Regions from separate parts of the Homo sapiens genome. Here regions 1, 2, 4 and 5 are each linked to region 3. The links are chromatin contacts, found by Hi-C or POLR2A ChIA-PET in ENCODE. All regions are on one chromosome and are shown on one strand. The core of a region is the stretch at or near the end of the contact, and the rest is flanking DNA. Distances in the headings are between cores, read along the strand shown. Region 1 holds the start of SORD (sorbitol dehydrogenase). Region 2 holds the start of ELL3 (elongation factor for RNA polymerase II 3). Region 3 holds the start of CTDSPL2 (CTD small phosphatase like 2). Region 4 overlaps FRMD5 (FERM domain containing 5). Region 5 holds the start of SHF (Src homology 2 domain containing F).

Evidence for each region. A loop is a pair of places that touch in the nucleus more often than their neighbours do. ChIA-PET counts read pairs that join two places held with the same protein, here RNA polymerase II (POLR2A). Pooled maps may share reads with other maps.
Region 1: a map of CD8-positive, alpha-beta T cell shows a loop between it and region 3 (8-fold over the local background). The contact joins the promoter of SORD here to the promoter of CTDSPL2 in region 3. A Hi-C loop is called at or near these places in 2 of 168 maps with a recorded cell type or tissue (CD8-positive, alpha-beta T cell and naive thymus-derived CD4-positive, alpha-beta T cell) and 8 of 50 pooled maps.
Region 2: a loop to region 3 is called in a pooled map, with 7 times the contacts of the local background. The contact joins the promoter of ELL3 here to the promoter of CTDSPL2 in region 3. A Hi-C loop is called at or near these places in 6 of 50 pooled maps. POLR2A ChIA-PET finds 5 or more read pairs at or near these places in 3 of 52 experiments (A673, CD4-positive, alpha-beta T cell and WTC11).
Region 4: a pooled map shows a loop between it and region 3 (8-fold over the local background). The contact joins the enhancer-like site here to the promoter of CTDSPL2 in region 3. A Hi-C loop is called at or near these places in 5 of 50 pooled maps. POLR2A ChIA-PET finds 5 or more read pairs at or near these places in 3 of 52 experiments (WTC11 and activated naive CD4-positive, alpha-beta T cell).
Region 5: a map of sigmoid colon shows a loop between it and region 3 (5-fold over the local background). The contact joins the promoter of SHF here to the promoter of CTDSPL2 in region 3. A Hi-C loop is called at or near these places in 4 of 168 maps with a recorded cell type or tissue (B cell, naive thymus-derived CD4-positive, alpha-beta T cell, natural killer cell and 1 more), 1 of 37 single-sample maps with no recorded cell type and 13 of 50 pooled maps. POLR2A ChIA-PET finds 5 or more read pairs at or near these places in 1 of 52 experiments (activated T-cell).

The regions. Positions count from the first base shown.
Region 1 is chr15:45,021,662-45,025,608 of GRCh38, reverse strand. SORD (sorbitol dehydrogenase) reads right to left here and starts at 2,414. Exons shown (of 9, transcript NM_003104.6): 1 at 2,260-2,414. The coding sequence starts at 2,325. RefSeq lists an enhancer at 1,045-1,695 and a silencer at 2,465-2,634.
Region 2 is chr15:43,775,372-43,778,918 of GRCh38, reverse strand. ELL3 (elongation factor for RNA polymerase II 3) reads left to right here and starts at 1,953. Exons shown (of 11, transcript NM_025165.3): 1 at 1,953-2,149; 2 at 2,375-2,410; 3 at 2,768-2,880; 4 at 2,996-3,197; 5 at 3,309-3,394; 6 at 3,538-3,547. The coding sequence starts at 2,018. It also overlaps a transcript of SERF2 not described here. RefSeq lists enhancers at 1,621-1,830, 2,441-2,490, 1,984-2,512 and a silencer at 1,891-2,000.
Region 3 is chr15:44,425,746-44,429,418 of GRCh38, reverse strand. CTDSPL2 (CTD small phosphatase like 2) reads right to left here and starts at 1,790. Exons shown (of 13, transcript NM_016396.3): 1 at 1,647-1,790. It overlaps LOC124903479 (a long non-coding RNA gene), which reads right to left. Exons shown (of 3, transcript XR_007064605.1): 2 at 3,446-3,652; 3 at 3,102-3,125. RefSeq lists enhancers at 1,066-1,672, 1,737-2,116, 1,673-2,280, 2,397-2,626, 2,281-2,888.
Region 4 is chr15:43,912,228-43,916,041 of GRCh38, reverse strand. All of the region lies in intron 4 of FRMD5 (FERM domain containing 5), which reads left to right. Among named protein-coding and RNA genes, the nearest start is that of WDR76, 87 kb to the right of the region's middle. Within about 2 kb of position 2,546, at least 9 of the 41 ENCODE cell types and tissues checked have a DNase peak (open chromatin) inside an H3K27ac peak, as active enhancers do.
Region 5 is chr15:45,185,981-45,189,649 of GRCh38, reverse strand. It overlaps SHF (Src homology 2 domain containing F), which reads left to right and starts at 1,684. Exons shown (of 7, transcript NM_001394037.1): 1 at 1,684-2,196. The coding sequence starts at 1,699. It overlaps LOC124903481 (a long non-coding RNA gene), which reads right to left. Exons shown (of 2, transcript XR_007064608.1): 1 at 3,192-3,669; 2 at 832-1,535. RefSeq lists a silencer at 1,740-1,789 and an enhancer at 2,704-3,256.

The DNA of each region.
Region 1 (3,947 bases), core at 1,165-3,664, 600 kb before region 3:
CATTCAGGCTGGAGTGCAGTGGTACGATCTCAGTTCATTGCAATCTCTGACTCCCAGACTCAAGCGATTCTCAGCTTCCCAAGTAGCTGGGATTACAGGCATGTGGCACCACACCCAGCTAATTTTTGTATTTATAGTAGAGACAGTTTCACCGTGTTGGCCAGGTTGGTCTCAAACTCCAGACCTCAAGCGATCTGCCTACCTTGGCCTTTCAAAGTGCTGGGATTACAGGCATCAGCCACCACACCTGGCCTCCAGAGACATCTTAAACTCAACTTTTCAAACCTGATCTCATCATTTTAATCTACTCTGACTAGTAAATGACGCTACCACTTCCCATTCTCAAACTGAGCCTAGGTGTTTTCCTAAATCCTCCTCTGAACTCTTTTACCCAGCTAGTGTTCCAGCACACAACCAAAGGTGAAATTCTCTAGCCCATCATATTTTCTAGATACTTCAGGTTACAGCCACCCCAACCTAGCCCCTAATCCAGTCAGAGAGTGGGTTCTAATGCAAAGCTGATGAGATCAAGGTTAGTTCGCTGCTGCTCTAATCTTCAAAGCTTTGTCTACGGAACCATAGTAGAGGTAGTCTGCCTGAGCAGTGGAAGACCATGAGTTTGAGGTAAGATGAAGGAGAACTTAACTGTGTTTCTGCACCTTAGGTGCATGACTTTTAAGCAGGCTCTGAGCAGATAGAGGGCCAAGGGCCCCTCCCTGTGGCGTCTTTTCTCTCTGAGGCCTCCATCAAAGCCCTCGGGCTCTGTCATAATTGTTGACTTTATCTGTCTGCCTCCCTCAGTAAACTTGGGAGCAGGGGCTGTGTCCTCCTTTCTGGGCCCTCAGCCCAGTGCCTGGCACATGGCAGGCACCCTTTCATGAGTGAATGTTTGTGGAATGAAGTACTGAGTTGGAAATCACTCTGCAAGCTGGGTAGAGCTGGACCACTTTCCCTTACTCATAATACCATCTGGCATTTGCAACAGTAAACACTAACAGCCTCACTTTAATTCAGGACCTTGGGTGGAGGCTCCAAAGAGTGGAATGAGCACTAGAATGGGGAGTCTGAACATCTGAGTCCTTGTCGTGGCTCTGTTAACTAACAAAACCTATCACCTTGGGTATGGTACTTTCTTCAACTGAGGAGATGGAGAGTCAGCTGGGACAAGGGTTCTATAGAGGGGCTTAGAGCGGCTTAAAGGGAGTCCTTGAGCAGTCTGAAATTGTTGCCAAACTCAGTCTATTTGCATTCTGTGGAGGGGACACCACAGATTCTTAAATAGTCAAGAACTGCTAACCTGGATAAGCTTCTGAATTACTGCAGTTTACATACTGACGCATGTACTTTGAGGGAAAAGAGGTACAGGGGAGCAGCAGAGATGGCTGGCACTCATCCCACATACCCACTGCCATCCCAGGCCCATCTGAGAGGGACTTTGTCAAGGGAGGCTTGGCATGACTAGGCTGCTGACTCAGCCACTTCCTAAACTTTGGTGCCACAAGCCAGGGAGCAAAAGGCAGGGTCTAAGGCAGAGGACACACATACAGAATGCTCCTAAAGGGACAGAGGCACGGGATTGGAAAGAAAAACTGCTGGAAAGTGAACCAGACAGGGTCTTAGGGAGAGAAGGATCCTTACAGACAAGGGAGCTATCAAGATCCACAAGTCTGGCACAGGCAAGGGGAACAGCAGGGGTTCTGGAGATGGAGGCCTAGACTGGAAGGAAAGGAGAAGGAGCTGGCACTTCCTGAGCACGTACTAAGTGCTGAGTACTCTTGTGATCATCATAATCCTGCAAGGGAGGTTTATCAGTCCCAAGCAAGGGAGTTAAATACAAGTTCTGCTGTTTCTAAGTGTCCTCTGGCCCCCCTTTCTCTGCTCTGCACGGTCTGCCCCGATAATTCAGACAGCCTTAGCATTTCCTTTGGAAAGGTCAATGACAAGAGGCTGGACTATGAATCTGCAGCTGGCAAAGGAGAGAGAAAGCTTCATTCAAACAGTTTGCAACCGTCCTGGGCACCGGCCACGTGCCAGCCACGGGGCTAGGTTCCGGGAGGCACACGACTAGATCCCTGCCCTTCGCAACAGCCACTACCTGCTGCCCCCACACCCCGAGGGGAACCAGCTGGGATCTGGGCAGCCAGGGCGCTTAAGGTGCGGGGCCGGCGCCAGGCTGGAAGTGGGAAGCCAGGACTATGGCTGGGCTCAGAGGAGAGTGAGGCAGGATCGGTATGCTTCCCACCCTCCTTCCCAGCTTACCAGGCGCAAGTCCCCCGGTCCGTGCACCACCAGGGAAAGGTTGTTGGGCTTGGCCGCCGCCGCCATGGAGCTCTTTTGGCTCTGGAGTGCGGCCTGGAAGGCGCGGGACGTTTGGTCGCTCTGGTGGCGCTACCCAGCCGAGGGTCCAGGGCACTGGATGGAAGGTGGGGCCTGGGAGAAGCGCCGCACGCAGGGGCGGGACTAGGCTTCCTCCTTTGTGCCAGCCTGGGCGGCGCTAGCGTGGAGGGGCGGGGCTTCCCAGCCTCCTCCAGACCCGGAGGCGGGGCGGGGCTTCGGGAGGGGGCTGGGAGCGAGAAGCCCGGGTGCTGGCTCCATCTGCAGCGCGCTGTTTTTTTTGTTTGTTTGTTTGTTTGTCGCCGAGGCTGGAGTACAGTGGTGCGATCCCGGCTCACTGCAAGCTCTGCCTCCCGGGTTCAAGCCATTCTCCTGCCTCAGCCTCCCGAATAGCTGGGACTACAGGCGCCCACCACCACGTATTTTTGTTTAGTAGAGACGGGGTTTCACCGTGTTAGCCAGGATGGTCTCGATATCCTGACCTCGTGATCCACCCGCCTCCGCCTCCCAAAGTGCTGGGATTACAGGCGTGAGCCACCGCGCCGGCCCTGCAGCGCGCTGTTTTTGCCGCCTCACATGCAAGCACACACGGCTGCCTTGAAAACCGCCTGCAGAGGCAGTAGGCACCAGACCAGCGCTCTCAAACGTTAGCTGCAGAAGAATTGGGGTGGGGAATGTGAGGCGCTGTTGAGAATGCACATTCTCAGGACCAGCACAGAGATTCTGATACAGTAGGTCTAGGTCTGAGGTGCTGCCTGAGGGTCCATATTCCTAGCAACGAGAATGCTGAGGCTGTGGGTGGAGCACGGTGTGCACTTTGCGAGACAGGTGCTACCATGACGCAGCGTCCACGTCGGCCCTTTGTCTCCAGCCCCCAGGAAAGGGCCTGGCACGAGTAGGAGTAAATGAATTCGTGCATCATTACATGGGCCTGGTGCTTAAGTATAAAAAAGACATGAGGCCGGGCGCAGTGGCTCTTGCCTGTAATCCCAGCACTTTGGGAAGCCGAGGCAGGTGGATCACCTGAGGTCAGGAGTTCGAGACCAGCCTGACCAATATGGTGAAAACCCCGTCTCTACTAAAAATACAAAAATTAGCCGGGCATGGTGGCATGCGCCTTAATCTCAGCTACTCGGGAGGCTGAGACAGGAGAATAGCTTGAACCTGGGAAGCAGAGGTTGCAGTGAGCTGAGATCATGCCATTCAACACCAGCCTGGGCAACAAGAGTGAAAATCTGTCTTTAAAAAAAAAAAAGCCATGAAATGGAATTTGTGAACCTCTTTCTCTCAACTGGATCTGCTGCTTCTATTCAAAGCAGAGTTTCTGCCCAAACTCTTCCTTCAAGCCTCTCAGCCCTCTGAGAAACAGTGAGGTTTTACTCTCTGAGGAGAGAGGCGCTTCTAGATAGGCCTAAGTCTATAAGGCCCCTCCCTCCTTTGAGGATAATGCTCAGGATTTCATTCCCTTACAGTCCCCCCTCCCCAATATGTAACCGCCCAATGGATTCACCTTGCCTGCTGCCTAGACAAAACTAATTTATCAAGACAGGGGAACTGCAATAGGGAAAGAGTTCATGCAGAACCAGCTATGCAGGAGACTGGAATTTCATTAT
Region 2 (3,547 bases), core at 704-3,203, 650 kb after region 3:
AAAACTCAGGTTTCTTTTTGAGATGGAGTCTCACTCCAGCCTAAGCTGGAGTGGAGTGGCGTGATCTCAGCTCACTGCAACATTCACCTCTGGGGCTCAAGCGATTCTCCTGCCTCAGCCTCCCAAGTAGCTGGGACTACAGGTGTGCGCCACCACACCTGGTTAATTTTTTTGTAGTTTTAGTAGAGACAGGGTTTCACCATGTTGCCCTGGGTGGTCTCGAACTCCTGAGCTCAGGTAATCCACCTGCCTCAGCCTCCCAAAGTGCTGGGATTACAGGCATGAGCTACCGCACCCAGCCTCTTTTTTTTTTTTTTTTTTTTTTTTTTTTTTTTTTGAGATGGAATCTGCCAGCGCGCCTGGCCTTTTTTTCTTTTTTTGAGACAGGGTCTCTCTCTGTTGCTCAGGCTGAAGTTCAGTGGCGAAAACATGGCTCACTGCAACCTGATTCATGGATTCAAGCGATCCTCCTGCTTCAGCCTCCTGAGTAGCTGGGACTACAGGCATGCACCGCCATGCCCAGCTAAGAGACCAGCTTTATCCATTACCACAACTGTTTATCAGATTAGGATATTGCCGCAGAGAAACAGAAATAGCACAGATTTTAAAGATCAACTTTATTGAAGTATAATTTACATACAAATTTTATGTGTATTAGCCGGGCGCGGTGGCTCATCCCTGTAATCCCAGCACTTTGGGAAGCCGAGGCGGGTGGATCACGAGGTCAGGAGATCAAAACCATCCTGGCTAACACGGTGAAACCCCATCTCTACTAAAAATACAAAACATTAGCCAGGCGTGGTGGTGGGTGCCCGTAGTCCCAGTTACTCGGGAGGCTGAGGCAGGAGAATGGCGTGAACCCAGGAGGCGGGGCTTGCAGTGAGCGGAGATCGTGCCACTGCACTCCAGCCTGGGCGACAGAGCAAGACTTCGTCTCAAAAAAAAAAAAAAAAATGTATTTTTTTTTTATGAGTTTTGACAAATGTATAGGTAATTTTATTTGTAGTAGAGGACGTTAAGGTTCCCGGGGATTGTGCAGGTCCAGGGATTTAACAGAGGGATCCTGTTTAGGAAACAGGACAACATCGGGGCTCTTGGGAAACATAATCAAACAGGAACAAGTGGAGACACCAAGGGCTGGCCAGAGGTTGGTGCTGGGGTCTCAGTGCACCAGGATCTGGCCCTCTGGAATGCCTGGCGACTTCATGGCAGCTCCTGGCCCTCCTCAGGGAGCGGTCTCACCACTCTGACGCGTGTTTAGGCCACGAGGTGAGACCTAGGACTGGGTTCTGGCTCTCTGCCCTGCAACTTTCCTGCCACTACCCGCGCCCGTATCCCTGCCCACCAACTGGGGGCGCTCCAGTCGGTGACAGCCAACTTTCACTGCTGCCACCACAACCGCAGGGCCCCAATTACCTCTCTGTTAGAAATCGGTTTCAGAGCGGTGGAACCGCGGGCGGGAAAAAGCCCAGGCGCTGTCTCGGGTGCCCCTTCGTGTCAGCCATCCTCTGGTCTCTCGGGTCTCCGAAGCTCGGGGCTAACTGGGCGCGAACCGCTGAGCCCGCCTACCAACCAGGCCCTTTCTCCCGCCCCTCTGCGGCTGAAACCCTCAAGGGGTTGCAGGTTCAGCTTTCACTTAGAGACAGCAACTCCAAATTCAGGGTCGCTGGGGAAACTAAGGCAGGACTGGGGACTCTGAGTGAGAGGTCAGACGCTGGTCGCGGACTCTTTCTCCCGAGAACTGGGGATAGCTCTTCCGATAGCCCAAAGCGATTCATGCGGATCCTAGAAGAAAGCGCCGAGGTCCGGGCGGTTGGCCGGGGAGAGCGAAGCGCCGCCCACGCGGCTGGGAAAGCTTGGGGTGGCGCTGGCGGGAGGTGGGGCCGGGGGCGGGTTCCTGGCGGAGGGTGGGGCAGACGTGGGTTACCGGGTGTGCCAACCAAACCCTGAACAGAGGAGGTGGCGGTGGTGGCCCTCGCCTGTGGCCCCCGTGCTGCTTGCACTCGAACTCGTCGCCATGGAGGAGCTCCAGGAGCCTCTGAGAGGACAGCTCCGGCTCTGCTTCACGCAAGCTGCCCGGACTAGCCTCTTACTGCTCAGGCTCAACGACGCTGCCCTGCGGGCGCTGCAAGAGTGTCAGCGGCAACAGGTACGGCCGGCCCCCTTCTTCTCTAGTCACTGCCCCTAGGGACCTTGGGCCTCAGCCGGCGACCCTGGAGAAGGTGCAGGGGAGAGGGAGCGGCTTCCGCAAGCTCTGGCCTCCCCACCTCTCCAAGTGAAGCCCGCTAGGCAGGTGATCCCGGGCTCCGGACGCCGGATCCTGGGGACACTGCTTCACCTGCGCTCAACGGTCACATCTTCGCTCTCCCCGCAGGTACGGCCGGTGATTGCTTTCCAAGGCCACCGAGGGGTAAGTGCGAGCTCAGGGTGTGTGAGCGAGGTGAGGGCGAGGGAGCATAAACGTGGGCTGGAGGTGGAAGGTGCGGTCGGGGCCGGAGGCTGCGAGTAGTCACGGTCTGAGGTAGTTCCGATAACTGAACTCCAAGTGGGGCGAGGAGGCTGCTGGGGTTGTCCCAGGGGGCTGTGGTTTGAGGGGACTGTGCTGTTTCGGCCTCCTGGGGAACTCAGGCCCAGCTGCACCTGGTGTGCTAACAAGCCCTGTGGGACCCGTCTTAGTCTTACTTACGGACTGGCTCCCGGACGAGTGGCGGCGGCAGGAGGGGGAGGGGCTGACTTCATGGGGCTTACCGTCTCCTTCCACCCCCAGTATCTGAGACTCCCAGGCCCTGGTTGGTCCTGCCTCTTCTCCTTCATAGTGTCCCAGTGTTGTCAGGAGGGCGCTGGTGGTAGCTTGGACCTTGTGTGCCAACGCTTCCTCAGGTGAGGGGGAACAGGTAGCCGGCAAGAAAGGGTTTGTGGAAAGTGGGGGAGGGAAATGTGGAGAGGTGCTTAAGAGGTCTCCACCCTCCTATTTTTTTCCACCATCCTTTTCCAGGTCTGGGCCTAACAGCCTCCACTGCCTGGGCTCACTCAGGGAGCGCCTCATTATTTGGGCAGCCATGGATTCTATCCCAGCCCCATCATCAGTTCAGGGACACAACCTGACTGAAGATGCCAGACATCCTGAGAGTTGGCAGAACACAGGAGGCTATTCTGAAGGAGATGCAGTATCACAGCCACAGATGGCACTAGAGGAGGTGGGTGAGGCCAGAAATTGCAGGGAGTTGTGATAAGGTGGGGCAAAGCCTGAAGTCCAAGGTATCCCAGTACTCCAGGGAACCAAGTGCTCCTGCCACTTTCCCCACCAGGTGTCAGTGTCAGATCCACTGGCAAGCAACCAAGGACAGTCACTCCCAGGATCCTCAAGGGAGCACATGGCACAGTGGGAAGTGAGGTACTTTGGATGGGGTGGGACTAACATGGGAAGCTTTGGCATTGTCTTCCTTTCTAATCTCCACTCTTAAATGTTGTAATAAAAGATCCAGTTCCACCTCCTACCCTGGTCTTCATCTGTCCCATTCCCTTAAAATATCCTAGAAGCCAGACC
Region 3 (3,673 bases), core at 541-3,040:
AAAGGTCATTAAAATACAGACAAAACCTACACACTAGACCAATGATTTAAGATCCCTTTAAGTTGCATATTTGGCTCCATTTTTTAAATAAACTGACTCGGCAAGTAGTTAACGTGCCTGTACCTCCACTATTCTATTCGCCTTAGGAAAGTATGAAGCTCAACTTAATCCTAAAAAACTCCTTCACATAAGAGCTACCTTTTGCCTTGACTTTCTTTATGACCTTGGGCAAAGTCTACCAAATGAGGATTATAATAATGTTTGTGTGTTCCTGTTTATTATTGAAAATTAACCATAACATCGTGCAAACAATAGTGAAATTCTCTAAACTGGACCTATCCAGAACTGAAAACCTGAGTTATAAATATCAACTGATATTCAATGTGAACAGTTTTTAAAATTTTAATTTGATTAGTGAAAACAAAAAAACCTACAAAGATCCCAAATTCAACATGATTAATAAATTCCGAAAACACCAACAGCCTCCTTATTACTTCTCTTTATGAACAATTGGTCTGCAATGTAATTTAAAAAAAAGGAAAGAAAAAGTAAAGAAATATAGTAAAACTAGCTTTAACACGCCATTTCCCTTTTCTAAGAATAAAAAATGGACCAGGAACGAAAATTTAAAACTGGGCGAAGAATGGGGAGACAAAGCAATCTACAATTTGAAAATTACACAGATAAATCCATCATTTCAAGTCACTAATTTGTATACCCACTGAAGAAATTCATCTTGGTACTGCGTTACCAGCATTAGGAAGATAAATCCCTGCCTCGGAGGAACATCTACTGAGTACGTTTCATTTCAGGATCTCAGGTAAGTTTACGAGCTCTTAGATCTCTTTAGGTTTCCCTAAGGTACGCTGAAGTGTTTAACATCATTCACACATCCAGCCACCACTAGGGTGAGAAGTAAATAAACAAGATTTACTTATGCAATTATTTACCACAGAACTCTGGTCAAGAATGCAAAAGTAAACACCCATACAGACATTTAAAATCCAAAGAAAGCAGAGAATATTAAGGATAATAAGGTTCACTCTTTAACTGACCACTGTGGAAACCAGACGCCTTCCACATGGACTGTTCTTTACTACCACTCCCGATTTGAAAAAGTAACAATGTCAACTCGAGATTTTAACAGTACAAAAGATAAACAGAACTTAGTCAAATCCCTTCTTCCAGATTCTGAAAAGGTGTTTATAAGAACTGAGATAAGAGCAACGCCCCCCTAAAAGCACCCTACTCCAAAGAATGAAATGCTGAAAACATGAGGTGGGCCAAAAAGGTTAAAAAAAGCTAAACTTCTAACTTAATTACCCAGAGGTTGGGGACTAGGAACTTGAGATCGGAGTGGGGGTGGGTAGCAAAGTGAAATCTAACCCCAGAAATCACAACGCAGGCCGCAACCTAAGAGGTGAAGCTGGCGGGAAGTGAGCTCCCTTTCTGTTCCCAGGGGAAAGTCCAGACAGGAGCGGCTCCGCACAGTGGACGTACGAGGCGCCAAAGAGTGCATGCCTACCAAGGCGCCAGAGCCGCTGGAGGACCAGGTTTAGAAGGGGAGGAGATCCCGGCAGACGGCCCTGGAAGAGGAGGAGGACTGAGATTGGAAGCAGCGGCGGCGTCTGGACGAAGGGGATTACCTAACTGTGACGACAGAGAAGTGTCCTCAGGCTCCGGCGATGGTCCCGACTGCGCAATGTGTGGTGTCTTTCCCGCTTACCCCGCAGCAGCAACAGAACCAGCTCCTTCAGCCAGTCGCCATTTCCCGCCTACCGACCTGCTGCACCGCACGGACAGGGACCCGGATGGAAAGCGGCCTCTCCGCGCAGGCGCCCTGACTTCCTCCTCCCCCTCCCGCCACAATTCCGCGAGGTGGGAGGGAAGGAATGCGGGCAGCCACAACGGCAACAACAACCAAAAAAACACTTTTACTTCCGTGAAGAGCGTTGAAGTTCCTTACGCCGGAAGAAACTCTCTAGTCTGAATCCTGGAGAAAAACTGAACACAAGGCCTTAGTACTGGGTCGATTAAGAAAGGACAAAACCTATCAGGATGAGCAAGGGCCTGGGGGATATTTGTACATTAGGGGCCTCCGTAGCCGGCTGTGTAGTGGTCGCAGGGGGAGTAGGGAGTAAAGCGTTAGGAGTGGAGAGGCGGGGACCCGAAGGACGGTTTTTCCTCCCGCTCCTAACGGAACTGCTTGGGCAGAGCTGGGAGGGGGAGCGCGCCCTTGCCCCGGAGGCGGGGCTTAGGAACGCGTAGTGCACCCTGGCGGCTAGGGTTTAGTAACTGTGGGCGCGCTGGGTAGGTGGAGCTGAGGGGATAAGGCGGGACTAACGGCTTGGCGCGCTGGAGGAGGTAGTTCGTAGGGAGAGCTGCCTGAGGCCGGGAGAAAGCGAATCTGGCGCCTTTCCTGGGATTTCGGTGGCCCTTGAAGGTTCCCTTTCCAGCTCATTGCCTAGAGGGCGTAGCAGTCGCTTTTGGATCATAAATATTCATGCCCTTCGACTCAACCCTATGTTGGCGGTGATTCTGCAGGTTGAAAACTCGGATCTTTCAGGCCAGTGGGCTCCCACCTGCGACCCTAGGTCAAAGGACGGTCAGCTCCACAGAGTGAAAATGTATCAGTCCAGAGAATCCAGTTCTAGTGGGGTATCGGAAAACCAAGCCTAGTGTTTGGAAGAACATTTTTCACTGAAACTCCAAGCCACTCTCCTTATTCAATCAAGAAATATTTATTGAAAAAATAACTAGGTGCGACGGGTAAAACAGTGAGCCAGGCAGACACGGATACTGCCTTCCCCAAAGGTAATGATTTTTTTTTTTTTTCGAGACGGAGTCTTCACTCTGTCGCCCAGGATGGAGTGCAGTGGCGCGATCTCGGCTCAAACCTCCACCTCCCGGGTTCAAGCGATTCTTCTGCCTCAGCCCCCCGAGAAGCTGGGATTACAGGCGCGCGCCACCACGACCGGCTAATTTTTGTATTTTTAGTAGAGACGGGGTTTCACCACGTTGGTCAGGCTGGTCTCGTACTCCTGACCTCGTGATCCGCCCGCTTCGGCCTCCCAAAGTGCTGGTATTACAGGCGTGAGCCACCGCGCCCGGCCAAAGATCATAATCTATTGAAGAAGACACCCAAGTAAACAGAATTTAAAAACTGATAAAGCGAATACAAGGATGGCATGATAGGCGTTGTAAAACACATGAGAGTGCCGGCGAGGGGGTCTGGGAAGGTTTCGTAAGATAACATCTGAGACAAAAAGGAGGAGTGTGTGTTGCAGGGGAAGAGTGTCTGGGTAAAGGAAACAACAGACGGAAAAGTCCAAAGATGAGACTGTGTTGAGCCATTGGAGAAGTAGTTCTGTGCGCTAAGAAAAGAGGATGGGAGGGCAGGGGGAAGATGGCAAGAGAGGCTGAGAAGTAAGCAGAAATAACATACCGTTGTGAATCTCATTATTTCGAAGTATGGAGCAGGTGGGTTGTCTTCTGAAAACCTTGTATACTACAGATTCTTCTGTCAGAGTTCATTTGCACCCTAAATCTTCCTAGTGCAAAAATGCTCTGAATGCGACATTTATTGGGAGCTGGTGGTATACACAGCACAGAACTATTAATAGTAACAGTCCACACACACAAAAATAGATTCCTGAAAAGTTCAATGGAATCC
Region 4 (3,814 bases), core at 1,297-3,796, 510 kb after region 3:
CTGCTTTGCAGTCTTTGTGCCTCCCCCTCCCTGGGGCATTCTGTGAGCCTGTGGAATTAGCTGCATTTTTCTCCTCATTCACATCCCTACTGATCTTAAGAGAGGAGATACCGGGCCCAGCCTCACTCAACATCCGTAATTCATCCCTGGCTTAGAGCCCTCCATCCCACCTTGCTGCCAAACTAATTTAGCTGTCAGTGTGTTTTTTCCAGGCAATATTGGTCCTAAATTTCACTGCTGTCTCAGCCATTCCCATAAAGCCAGGCTGAGAGAAGGGGGTGAAGTAGGGAGTACAGAACTTGCTTCAGTTTATCTCTTGGCTTCTTCCCAGATGATAAATTTAGTTGCCAAATCCTGATTAATTTCTTTTGTCATTTTTAAAGTAATAAACAGATTTTCTTGTCTAGGCTAGAGACAAGGCAAAGAAAATGGGAAATTCAGGTACCAGATTTGGCTTTTAACAGGGATTGCAGGTGTATGAACTCTTTGGAAAGATCAAGTAGGAGAAGGAAACTGACTGCAAATGGGGCCCCGCCGTCCAAGGAAGCAAAATGTCTGACACACAACAGGTGCTCCAAAAAACGTTAACAGGATGAATCAAGACATACATGAACGAACGGAGTCACCAGGCCACTGTGCCTTCAGTGAACATCGCTTGAGCCTAGCTTAGGCTAAGATGGATTGGCAAACTTTTTCTGTAAAGGGCCAAATAGTAAGTATTTTTGGCTTGTCGGGCCATATGGTCTCTGTCGCAACTACTCAATTCTGTCATTGTAGTGTGAAAGCAGCCATAGACGATACATAAATGAATGAGCAAGGCTGTGTTCCAGTAAAATTTTATTCCATTGGAAACTATGGCAGTGGGCTGTAGTTTGCCAACCCCTGGGCTAAGAAATCAGAGAGCTGGCTTCAAATCCCAGGTTGTTCTTTAACTAGCTCTGTGACAAGGCAAGAACAGTATCTCTAAGCACTCAGTCTCTTCATCCATTAAACAAGGATTAAAATGGTAGTCACAGGCTGGGCGCAGTGGCTCACGCCTGTAATCCCAGCACTTTGGGAGGCTGAGGTGGGCGGATCACCTGAGATCAGGAGTTTGAGACCAGCCTGGCCAAAATGGTGAAACCCTGTCTCTACTAAAACTACAAAAAATTGGCCAGGCGTGGTGGCACGTGCCTGTAATCCCTGCTACTCAGGAAGCTGAGGCAGGAGAATCACTTGAACCCGGGAGGTGGAGGTTGTGGTGAGCCGAGATTGCACTACTGCATTCCAGCCTGGCAACAGAGCAAGACTCCATCTCAAAAAAAAAAAAAAAAAAAAAGGTAGTCACCTCATAGAGTTGCTGGGAGGACTGAATGAAACAGGGCACACAGCATGCACTCAGTAAATGTGAGTCTTTATTGTTATTTTGTTTTGTTATTATTTTGCCATCTCCCCCATTGGAATGTAAGCTCCATTAACAGGACTCCAGGTTGTTCCCTACTGCATTCCCAGCACCTGTGACAGTGCCTGGCACATATAGTAAGTGTCAGAACTGGATGGATGGATGATGGATGGATGATGGATAGATGGATAAGCTAGGCACAGGATGTTTAGGCTCTGTAGAAGAATATTAAAAGTAAATAAAACATAGTCTCTGACTTCAAGGAGCTTACAGTCTAATATTGGGGAGGAAGACGTACTAAACATAATTATAGTCAGGAAAAAGGAAATAGTAAATAGGGGAAGCCAGTGGCAAAGAATCTATTTGAAGGGAAGGTAAGGCCAAAGGATCTTCTGGAAAAAACTCTCCAGGAGCCTCCAGTGCTTTCCAGAGTTCACAGCCTTAAACTCTGGAAATGCCTGTGGACTCATTTCTACCCTCTGATATCAGAAAGCATTATGCCAAAGCCAATACCCTGGAGAGATGTTCGTGTTACACAAAAGCTCAGGTTTTCCCTGGCATCTTGCAGGCTCTTGCTAATTCTGTCCTGATTCACACTCCAATCAATTTAGGACAACACTAGCATTCAAACAAAAATGGAGGTGAGGTAAAGCCCCTCTGAGGCCAGAAAGAGATCAGCAGAGTTTAAAAAACAAAAAACCAGTTTCCTCAGAAGCAAGCGTGTTCTCCTAAATCCGGTCTAGAGCTCATTTCTCCTTTAGTCTCAGTGAGAATATCTCTCTGATAACAAAGGGTCCTCCTGACTTGGATTAGGACTAACCTGATAACTAAGTGAATTACCATGGGCCGAGTCAGAAGGCCTGGATTCTGATTGCTGTGTTACCTCAGATAAGTCACTCTCCATCTCTGGACTTCTATTTCCTTGGCTATGAAATGTTCTGAGGTTCAGAGATTCAGGAGGGCTGCACTAGGCAGCCCCAGCAGGCTGATCCCTTGCCTGGCAACACACAGTGGCCCTGGAGATAGTGCCTCAGGCAACAAGATAGTCTTCCTTAGGCCCTTGTGTGGCAGGGGAGAACATGCCAGGGTCTCTTGTGAATAGGTCTAAGGATGCTATGAGTCATGTGGAATATATTTCCACCAACAACATTGAGTCACTGGTTATCTTCTTAAATGAACCAAACACAAAGCTCGATGGAAGCCACTGTGGCAGAAAGGGAGGGGGAGCCCTGGTGCAGCTCATTCTCTCTCTTGAAGCTGTCAGTTGATTCTTTCATGAGCTCATCTCCTCTTGCCCTCAACTATGGTTTGTTTCTTTAGGATACTGGTGTATCCTTTTCCCTCTTCCCATCTAGTTTTATGACATTGCCTGAGAATGCCCTGTGGCCTTGCCTTTAACCTCCCTGCAGCTGTTTTATCACCAGAAATCAAAAGGAACCCTGCCCAGCAGTGGAAAGCCTTGTTTCTATTCCAGTTCACCTGAGGCCATTACCTGCCATCAATAATGATGCCTTGGAAAGACAGTGGTTCTCAGTGTGAGCAGGATCATGTTCCCTTGGGTGGGAGGAGAAGGGGAGCAAATCAGAAACTTTAAAGGGGCCTTTTCTTTTCTTTTTTTTTTTTTTTTGAGATGGAGTTTTGCTCTCGTCAGCCAGGCTGAAGTGCAGTGGCACGATCTTGGCGCACTGCCACCTCTGCCTCCTGGGTTCAAGCAATTCTCCTGCCTCAGCCTCTCCCAAGTAATTGGGATTACACGCCGACACCACCATGCCTGGCTAATTTTTTTTTTTTTTTTTTGTATTTTTAGTAGAGATGGGGTTTCACCATGTTGGCCATGGTGGTCTCGAACTCTTGACCTCAGGTGATCCACCCACCTCGACCTCCCAAAGTGCTGGGATTACAGGCGTGAGCCACCGCGCCCGGCCCAAAGGGGCCATTTCAAACCACAGGAGCACCCCCAACACATACAGATTCTGACGGGCTCCCCCTGGAAGATGTTCCCCTCTCTGCCACATTGAGAATCACTGCCCAGAGCCATGTTATCCCTTTGTAATATCTCCTTTAGTCCAATATGTACAGTCCCTGAATTTTGGACACAGACAAGCAGAGAAACATGGAAGACGTGATGCGTGAATCCAGGCCCAGGGAGTGATCAGTGAGTAAGGGGCAAAAGGTTTGCATCCACATCCTGCTGAAGCCTGTGGAAGGTGGGAGTTGGAACAGTGAGAGGCAGAGAAGTGCTCACTCACTCTCTCCCACACACCGTGTGGCATTTCGCTGTGGGAAGCAGAGTGAAGACGAGCTTGATTTGGTAGATCCATCTTAATTATTCACTCTACATGATGTCTTTTTTCCTTTCGTTTTTCTTGGCAAACATTTGGGCAGAGTAGGGTTGGTGGGAGTGAGGGGATGGGTTCTTATTAACTTCCAGGC
Region 5 (3,669 bases), core at 435-2,934, 760 kb before region 3:
TGGAAGGCCGAGGTGGGGAATCACTTGAGGTCAGGAGTTCGAGACCAGCCTAGCCAACACGGTGAAACTCCATCTCTACTAAAAATACAAAAAATTAACCAGGTGTGGTGGCGCACGCTTGTAATCCCAGCTACTAGGGAGGCTGAGCTGGGAGCATTGCTTGAACCCGGGAGGTGGAGGTTGCTGTAAGCTGAAATCGTGCCACTGTACTCCAGCGACGGAGTGAGACTCCGTCTCAAAAAAAAAAAAAAAAAAAAAAAGGCAGACATGAACCTAGGAGTGCGGAGACACTGAGGCAGTGGGGGAAAGGGGGTGGGGTAAAGTGAGGTGAGACAGCTGCTTTCCCAGCAGAGCCAAGAGCAAATGTGTTGGTGTTGGCTTCAGGCCTACATTTATGGTGAGGAACTGGCTTTATTTCTTTCCTTTTCTTTTTTCTTTTTCTTTTTTTTTTTTTTTTGAGACGGAGTCTCACTCTGTCGCCCTGGCTGGAGTGCAGTCGCGCAATCTCAGCTCAATGCAACCTCTGCCTCCTGGGTTCAAGCGATTCTCCTGCCTCAGCCTCCCGAGTAGCTGGGACTACAGGTGCCCGCCACCACACCCGACTAATTTTTTTGTATTTTTGGTAGAGACGGGGTTTCACCGTGTTAGCCAGGATGGTCTCGATCTCCTGACCTCGTGATCCTCCCGTTTCGGCCTCCCAAAGTGCTGGGATTACAGGCGTGAGCCACCGCGCCCAGCCGGAACTGGCTTTATTTCTAAGACAAAAATGCCTAGCACTTGAGCATCTGAGCCTCAAGAGGATAAGGAGTTTGTGATAGACAACACTGGGACTGTTTCTAGACTTGATTTATTGACTTGTCTGTTTCCATTCTGTTACTAATCTGATTGACAATGAAGCCCGGGATGTGGCTGGAAGGGATTTCTGCGTGCGTGCGCATGCTATCGTCAGGGCCATGTGGGCCCGTTTGGAGCAGGTGCTCCCGTGGGTGGGGGATGTTTGAGCGAGGGCTGTTTGCGTGTGAGAAGGGCGTGTGTGAAAACGACACGGGAGAAGTGGGCGTCTCTAGGGAGTTGTTTGTATGTGATGTGAGATGTGTTTGCCTGGATCGGGAAGTAACGTAGGTTCGGGTATGTGCAGTGCGTACGGTTGGATGGGAGGAGGTTGTGGGGCTCCCAAGGTAGCACGGGAGGAGGAGGCTTACAGACACATCTTACAGAACCTAGCCCCTTTTCTTGCCCGCCTAGATTTTCCTCCTAGATTATAGTTTCCCAGTTGCGAGATCCTGGGAGAGGGAAGAGGAGAGGCGTAAGGCTCCCTAGAGTCAGGAGTCTGGGGGCTCCCCTCTTTGCGTCTCGCACGAGCTGGGAGCTGGGGAAAAGAACAGATGGGGATGGATGCGCTCCCCACAGGGGACCGCGTGGCGACACGTAAAGGATTCAACCTCAGTCCAGTAGTCGCATCCTCTGCCCCAGGGCTGCCCACTTCACTTCTTGCCTGTGCATACCGGCTGGAAGCCCGCGTACACTCTTCCGAGCTACGGGAGGAGGAAGACCCTGTTAGGGAGCGGAGCCCCGCCTCTCCCTTGTTACTGAAGCGCCCCGCCCCCTCCCCGCCCGGCGGAGCCCCGCCCCCCTCCCCACCCCCGCCCCCGCCCCCCACCCGCCGCTGCGCTCCCCTCGCTCAGTCTGGCTGGCCCCATGTTACTGAGCGGAGCTCCTCCGGCTGGCTCCCGCCCGGGGCCGCGAACGCAGGGGAGCGCTGGGGGCGGCCCGGGGGGGTCCCGCCGGGGCGCCGGGGGTGCGGGAGCCGGCCCAGGAGGGGGCGGCAGCGGCGGAGTAGCCAAGTGGCTCCGGGAGCACCTGGGCTTCCGCGGGGGGGGCGGCGGCGGAGGGGGCAGCAAGCCGGCGCCCCCCGAGCCCGACTACCGCCCCCCTGCGCCCTCTCCGGCCGCGCCCCCCGCGCCGCCCCCGGACATCCTGGCCGCCTACAGGCTGCAGCGGGAGCGCGACTTCGAAGACCCCTACTCCGGGGGGTCGTCCGGCTCCGCCGCCCTCGCCACCCCTGTCGCCCCCGGACCCACGCCGCCCCCGCGCCACGGCTCTCCCCCACACCGCCTTATTCGGGTCGAGACCCCGGGGCCCCCGGCGCCGCCTGCTGATGAGCGGATCTCCGGACCCCCCGCCAGCAGCGATAGGGTGAGTGCCGCGCCGGGCCGGGATGGCCAGGAGGGAAGGCGGTCAGGGGTCTGGAGGCTGCGAGAGGGACAAAGGTGGCCTGGCCCGGGCCCCTCGGTGTCTCAGCTTCTGGCAGACGCGAGCCCCTGACCCCGGGGTTCCGAGCCTTCACCCACCTTTGTTCAGATTCTCAACCGACTAATCTGAGACGGAAGCCCCAAACTCTGCCCCTCTGCCCTATCCTTTGTAATGGCCCCAGAACTGGTGACCCTCCCCCTCCCGGGCTGGCTCTCCACTTCGTAGCCCCCTCTAGCCTGATCCATGAGCCTTTTGCTAACGGGAATTGAGGCGCACCTCCCAACCCCCACTGGTTGATGGCCTTTCTGCCCCTCTGGAAGCAGCGGCTCAGTGCCCTTTGATCTCTGACCCTTCCCCCTGGGCATAGCCAGCACAAAGCTCTTCCCTCCTGTTGCCTCTTTGCTTCCTCCTCCTCTTCCTCCTCCTGTTTCTCCAGCCTAAGCATCCTTGCAGGTGCTGAAGCCCCAGAAAGGAGGTGAAGACGGGTTTCTCCTTGCGGACACAGCACGAGCTGGCCTTTGCCCTATAGGCTGTTGTTCTCAGGAGGCGAAGACAGGCAGCTTACAGCTCTTGCCAAGGGGGCTTCGTGGGGTCCAGGCCCACTCCTCCCTCCTTCCCTCGTCCTCTCAGGTATGAGGATAGTCAGTGCTCAGGACCTGTTGCCCACATGGGGCTAAGCAGCTGAGCCCATTCCTCCTCTCCTCCTGGCCTCCCTCTCCCCCTGGTCCATTCTGAGGGAGGCTGGAGCTTTTCCTGGGTCTGCAGGCACCAGGATAGGGAGGAGAACAGGAAATCCACCATGCCTCAGGGCCCTGCCCTGATTCGGGTTGGCCTTATCCCTCCCTGGCAGAGTGAGAGCTGAAAGCCATCCCAGGCCCCTAAATTCTGTGATGATGACTCTGTGGGCTGCCTTGGCTCTGCTGTCCTTCTTCACTCACCCCGAGAGCTCAGTTCTGGGGCCTGCCCCCTTCTCCTCAGCAGAGAAGAACATTTTTATTTGATTGGAGTGCAAAGTTGCTTTCCGAATCCGTTGGCTCCAGGATTGAGGCTTTTTAGCTGAGAGAGCGCCGTTCCGCCAGATTTCCTGGATGAGAGAGATCTGTCAGGGTCAGAGCAGAAGCCTCAGGAATGCAAATTATTTTTCCCCTAGTTTTTGCCATGGGGCATGGCTGCCCATCCTGGGCCAGGATACTTATTCTGCAGAGGAAGGTTCAAGGGCACTTCTCCAAGGCTGTGCTCGTCTGCTTCTTGTCCCCTGCTATTGTGTGATGTGATGGAGGTAGTGACAGTGAGACAGAGGAGAGGGATAGGCCCTGTTCTTCCCACTGACCAGTCAGTCTCCTCCTCTCTAACCACTGCCTGTTTGGCACAGGCAACATGGGCCTGAGCTGTCTTTGGCCCTTCTCCTCTCTACAG